Regions from separate parts of the Homo sapiens genome. Here region 2 is linked to region 1. The links are chromatin loops, found by intact Hi-C in ENCODE. Cell type or tissue: endothelial cell of umbilical vein. All regions are shown on one strand. Links, peaks and the distances in the headings refer to the core of each region. The heading gives the core; the rest is flanking DNA. Region 1 overlaps LOC105370504 (a long non-coding RNA gene). Region 2 overlaps LOC105370504 (a long non-coding RNA gene).

What was found. Peaks named below come from ENCODE experiments on the same cell type or tissue, not always from the same donor. Only the 100,000 strongest peaks of a DNase experiment are listed, where the experiment ranks them.
Region 2: a loop joins it to region 1, with 5 times the contacts of the local background. A loop is called at or near these places in 2 of 110 quality-filtered maps.

What each region holds. Positions count from the first base shown.
Region 1 is chr14:53,576,132-53,579,058 of GRCh38, forward strand. All of the region lies in intron 2 of LOC105370504 (a long non-coding RNA gene), which reads left to right. Among named protein-coding and RNA genes, the nearest start is that of LINC02331, 270 kb to the right of the region's middle. In endothelial cell of umbilical vein, for the core only: no CTCF peak of the experiment used is centred there; no DNase peak of the experiment used is centred there.
Region 2 is chr14:53,629,265-53,632,191 of GRCh38, forward strand. The region is part of intron 2 of LOC105370504 (a long non-coding RNA gene); the gene reads left to right. Among named protein-coding and RNA genes, the nearest start is that of LINC02331, 220 kb to the right of the region's middle. In endothelial cell of umbilical vein, for the core only: no CTCF peak of the experiment used is centred there; a DNase peak (open chromatin) is centred at 1,227.

The DNA.
Region 1 (2,927 bases), core at 282-2,781:
CAAAATAGGGCTTTCCAGAATTGTATCTGCCTCAGGCCTTACAAAAACAGGGAATATCTTGGCATCTATGTTTCTGTTGAGAGGTAGGAGCAAAAGGAAAGCTTTAACTCCCAATCCTGGTGTCGTTTCCAGGCACAGAGAGTTTAAAATATTCCTCTCTTCCTCACCATGTGCAGAGAACACTGCATTCAGAAGCATTACCTGCAGCTCATGTTAGTGAGAGACAGAGAGCTGCAGTACTGTGCAGCCATTCCTGGTTCATTAGCAAAGCAATGGGTATGTAGATGCAGAGAATAAGGACTTTTGTAATTTGTCATTAATCCTGGGATAGGAGGATAATAATACAGGACAAGTGCAGCATGCAGGCATGAGAACATTGAGAAGAGAACCCATGGGAACAGGAAGAAAATGAGCATAACTACACCAAATACAGATTTCTGTTTTCAACAGACTAGTTAAGTGTTTGTGTCAGTCTTTTGTGAAAAGAATTGGGACTTACAATCAGAAACTGCACATACTTCGAAAACTGCAGCTTTATGCTAACTACATCATGTCTGTATAGTAAGCTAACCATATAATACAGTATTCTACTATACTAAATATGAAGTAGAATGTATTTGTCATTTCATAGCACAAATCATTCATATAAGACATTTCCTTAACATACGTAACATATGATACAAATTTATTTAAAATACACTCAGACTCTTCCATATCCACCATATCAGTAACAGTCACCTCCTTAGGAGGGGTAACTCATGTCCTCCATTTGTGTCATATTCTTCCTCACCTTTTTCTTTCTTTTCTTTTTTTTCTTGAGAATGAATCTCACTCTGTCACCCAGGCTAGAGTGCCATGGTGCAATCACGACTCACTGCAGCCCTGACCTGGGTGCAAGCAATCTTTCCACCTCAGCCTCCAAAGTAGCTGGGACTACAGGTGTGTGCCACGACATCTGGCTAAGTTTTCAAAGTTTTTTTGGAGATGAGGATCTCCCTATGTTGCTCAGGCTGGTCTTGAACCCCTGGCTCAAGCAGTCCTCCCACCTCAACCCCCCAAAGTGTTGAAATTATAGGAGGGAGCCACTGTGCCCAGCCTTCCATACCTTTTTAAACATATGTTTACTTTTTCAATTGCAGTTAAGTGTAGATATTATTTTATCAACTCTTAGGGCCACATTTTAAAAAGTAAGTATCTAGTATTCTACAATATAGATTCTGCAACTTTTATTTTAAACTCAAAGATATATGAAAGATCTTTTCATAATGTATATGTAGATGCTTCTTATTATTAACTACTGTATAATATCCTATAGTGTGACCATACCGACATTAATTTATCCATTCCCTTATTGGTGGAACTTTTGCTATTACATTCAATGCTGCAATGAATATTTTTATGCATTTTTCTGCGTATTTGTGTTTCTCTAGGAAAGACCACAAAAACAGTAGAATTTCTGGGTCACTTTACATGTGAATAGAAACTGTCAGATTGTACTCCAAAACTGTTCTTCTGGTTTACAGTATTCTTACCACATATGTGAGTGCCCAGTTCCCCATCTGCTTAGTAATATACAGTGTTATCAATCTTTTCAGTTTTCTTTTTTGCTAATTTGATGAGCATAGTTTTCTGATTATTGGATTATTTAATTTCTGAGTTAATATTTTTATACCTTTATAAGGTTTCTCATTAAAGAACAATTCTGAATATTTTTATATTTAGATACTTGTAATTATAACTTATCTATTATGGGCAAGATTCTGGAGCTCAAATTGATAAATAAGGTAAGCAGCCAGGTCAGAAGGCAGTCATACAACATTTATTTCTGGCTGGTTGGGCTGTGTATTACATCCAGGTCAGAGATGCTTTCTACTTCAGCTATCTGAGGGAAGACAGGAGAGGTGCTTAACTAACCTTAAATACATCTGATAGACATAATTTAAGTAGGTTTAATTTTATACACATGTATTCAGCAGCTACTGTGTTCACAGCCCTCTCTAAGATTAAAAGATAAATCAAATATAATACTTACCTTTAAGTATAATAGTGAACACTGATAGTGTAAAAAAAAACAGTTTAATAGCAAACACTGATTGGCTAAAAAATAAATGCAATACAAGAACTGTTTTGATGAGGGACAAATGACATAAAAAATGGGTTCTGCTGGCTGGACGCAGTGGCTGACGCCTGTAATCCCAGCACTTCTGGAGGCCGAGGCGGGGGGATCACGAGGTCAGGAAATCGAGACCATCCTGGCTAACACGGTGAAAACCCGTCTCTACTAAAAATACAAAAAAATTAGCCGGGCGTGGTGGCAGGCGCCCGTAGTCCCAGCTACTTGGGAGGCTGAGGCAGGAGAATGGCGTGAACCCAGGAGGTGGAGCTTGCAGTGAGCGGAGATCGTGCCACTGCACTTCAGCCTGGGAGACAGAGCGAAACTTCGTCTCAGAAAAAAAAAAAGAAAAAAAAAAAAGGATTCTGCTGAAACTTCAAGGAGAGAGCTCCAAATGGGATCTTAGGGCAGACATCAGAGCCAGTGTCTGTGCACAACCTTGAAAACATACAGATTTCATGTGGCAGGGGGATGGGGAAGGACACTCAAAACTGAGAGAAAAGAAGAGCACAGAGGCTAGATCTTGGCCTAACTAGTGTGTGAGTGAACTTTGAGGATGGGAGTTAATATGGGACATAAGCCCAGGAAGTTCTCTGGGCCTGAAATATACATTATTCTGTAGAACAGTTTTTCCAAGTGCAGATCACCTACAGCTGAACTGGAGGCTGCTCATTTAAAACATACACTCGCAGCTTCACCTCAACCAATGAGATTAAAATATCTAGGCTGTGGGGCCCAGGGATCTTCATGTTTTACAATAGTCTCTGAGGATTTTTAAAAATTGCGTTCGATTTGAAATTCGCTCTTGTAGACA
Region 2 (2,927 bases), core at 102-2,601, 53 kb after region 1:
GGATGATTTAGGCACAAACAACTTTTATTTTGTTACTTCTGTGCACTCTCTTGGACATACCTGCCTTCATAAAAATTATATTCGTGTACATATAAAAGCCTTAAATATACATCAAGAAATTATATATAAAGCCCTTTCTTGGCAAATATCTAGGATTATTAAACTTTAATATGTTACAGATTTATATTCTTTACAGATTTGTTATAATTTAAAAGTTAAATGTTGACAGTTCATAGTTACACATCTTTTATTTAAGATTTCTGTTGAAATAACATTTTCCACCTGATTTGAAGCAGCAGTTTCTAGGATTTTTAAAAACGCATACATATTGTGAATGTACTAGGTGATACAGTCAGCTTGAAGTATTTTTAATACTAGGAAACTCTTAGGCTTGAGATGTTTTTTAAAACATTTTCCAAAGCCCCTCAAGTGCCCACTAACGTATTTGCCTTTTCTAAGTGGACTACTAGGAAGCTTAAGGCCAAGTTTGTAGCCCACCTCCAGTAAGGCATAGTATTTCATGATATGCTTATTTGTTTACTAGCTTCCATAAATTATTTTCTCACCTCTTGTTTCCTTTTAAACTTTTTTTAAAGTTTAATATTAAATTTTTAAATTTTAAACAACTTTCTTTTAAATTTTACCTAGTCTTGTCATTCTACGTAAGCCACTTTAAAAATATTTCTGAAACCAAGTAGAAATGAATGAAACAAAAATACCTATGTTTTGATACCTATAGCTAATTCGTGATATAAATGCCACAGCTTTAACGGCCTTTTTGCTGGGCAACATAGAGTTGTCTAGATTTCCAAGGGTAAAGGGGAATTAGAAATATTATTATAAATAATTAACTCATCCAGGTCATAATGAGGATAATTATTTTTGTGTATCTTTATCCCTCTGGGATATGCAATAATTGCATCTGTTCTTTGCCAGGAAATATTTAAATATTGTTATTGGTTGAAACAAAATGCAAACCTTTGTCTGGCCTCATTCGATGTGTCCAAAGATACAGAGAAGGTAACACCCAGATTCACATTTACTAAGGGATTCCAAATAATGCCCTAAATGACTATTTTGGAGCTCAGTTACATGCAGGTGGTAGGAGGATTTATGCTGTGAATGCCTAAAATACTTTCTCCACCGAGGGGAGATTATTAAGTCCTAGTGAGCCTGAGTGTTCGGTGCCAATACTAACCATTAACTTTTGGCTCTGAGCCACGACTGTCTACTCTGCAGTGGATTCTGCCACCAAGGGGAAGGTCATTAAGGGCTGTTCTTTATTCTCGTTAGTATGTTCCAACATAATTAACAGAAGTTGTTCACCAGATGGTTTCCTTCCTGTCAGCAAGTACCTCCAGCTTAATGGGCTATGCAGGATTCTTTACTTTAAGTGGGTGAGGCGGGAAGCAAATTTAAAATATATCATCTTTGATCCTCCCACTTCTAATTAGTTCTAAAGGTTTTAGATAATAACGTAAAGGGGGCAGTGAAATGGAATCATCCTAAAAATCAAAGAATCACAGAAGGCTATCAGGAGTTTTACACATACCATGGGGTGTTTCTTCCTCCCTAATAAGTCTCCACCCAGCACCAAGAGAAGTATAGAAATAACTGTCAGCTTACCACTGAAACATGTTTATAGTGCCTTAGAGCTAAAATGAATTTAAAATCTGGTAATAAAATTCAATAAGTGCTTACTGAGTTCCCACTGGGTTTTGGAAATTGTCTTGGGTGCTTGGGATATAAGAGCAAGTTACCTCTCTTGCCCCAGAAGTTAGAGAGTAACGGATTCAGACATGTAGGCAGGCCATTTTTAGTAGAGTTTGGTAAGTACTGTACCAGATACTTTTGGTCTCCAACCTCAGCACCGTTTCTCTTTCTTGGGAAATAAACTTTGGTCTTGTTCAGGTATGCACTCTCTTGAACATGGTATTGGATGCAAAGGAAATATGTCTAAGCCAATTTTAGCTGTCCCGTTCCCCTATGCTAATGTTCGGTTTAATAGTTGGACATGTTAGCCGCTTCTGACCGATGAATCAGGAGAGGGGTATCATTGGGAACTTGTAGGAAAGGCTTTCTTGCTCCTAAGAAAGCGCTAGGAAATATGGCCCTCCTTTCTTCCAATGTTGTGGTTGTAATACTCGGAACAGTCTAGTTACAGGGTATAAAAGCATTATAAAATACATCTGACTAGCTAAAATCAAACAGTCTCTCTCTAAACTTACTATGTTCAGAAAATGATTTTATTATAAGGAAAATAATAACAATATCTAATTCTCATTCATTATCTCCTGTGATTATTGCAACAACCTTGTAAGTCATATAGGACAGAAACTATCCCCTTTATTTAGATGAGGAAACTAAGAGAGACCGATGTGACGAGCCTGGACAAAGGTCATGGCTTCTGAAATTAAGTGCTCTTTCAACCTTACCATGTCGTTTCTTTTCTTAAACAGTCAAAGCAAAAAACTCAATCACACAGGCCAGGAACACAATGTAATTACAAAACTCTTCCCTTTTTTGGCCTAAAAAAAACAGTAATTCTGCTTCTTTTGAGCTTCCATCCTGGAATTTTAAATTCAGTTTTATTTCTTCTGTGGAAAAAAAATTGAAGTCACTTAAGGTGAAAAGGGCTTTTTAATGGGAAAATAGGTCATTAAATATCAACCTAGACTACTAATAATTAGAAGTGGTTTTAAAAGATGTTTGAGAGACAAGATGAAATGGCCTAGTTCCAGGCATTGTATGCTATCACTCCACCTAGGAAGAAGGGCTGTGACAGTGATGAGTGGGCTAGAAGACTGTGTTATAAAAACTCTGGCCAAAGTATTTATAGGCTTAATAATCATGTGCTATAACTCAGTTGCAAAGATGATTTCGCTCATTCACCAGCTGTTAGTATGCCTTTGTGTGCAAAGTGACAG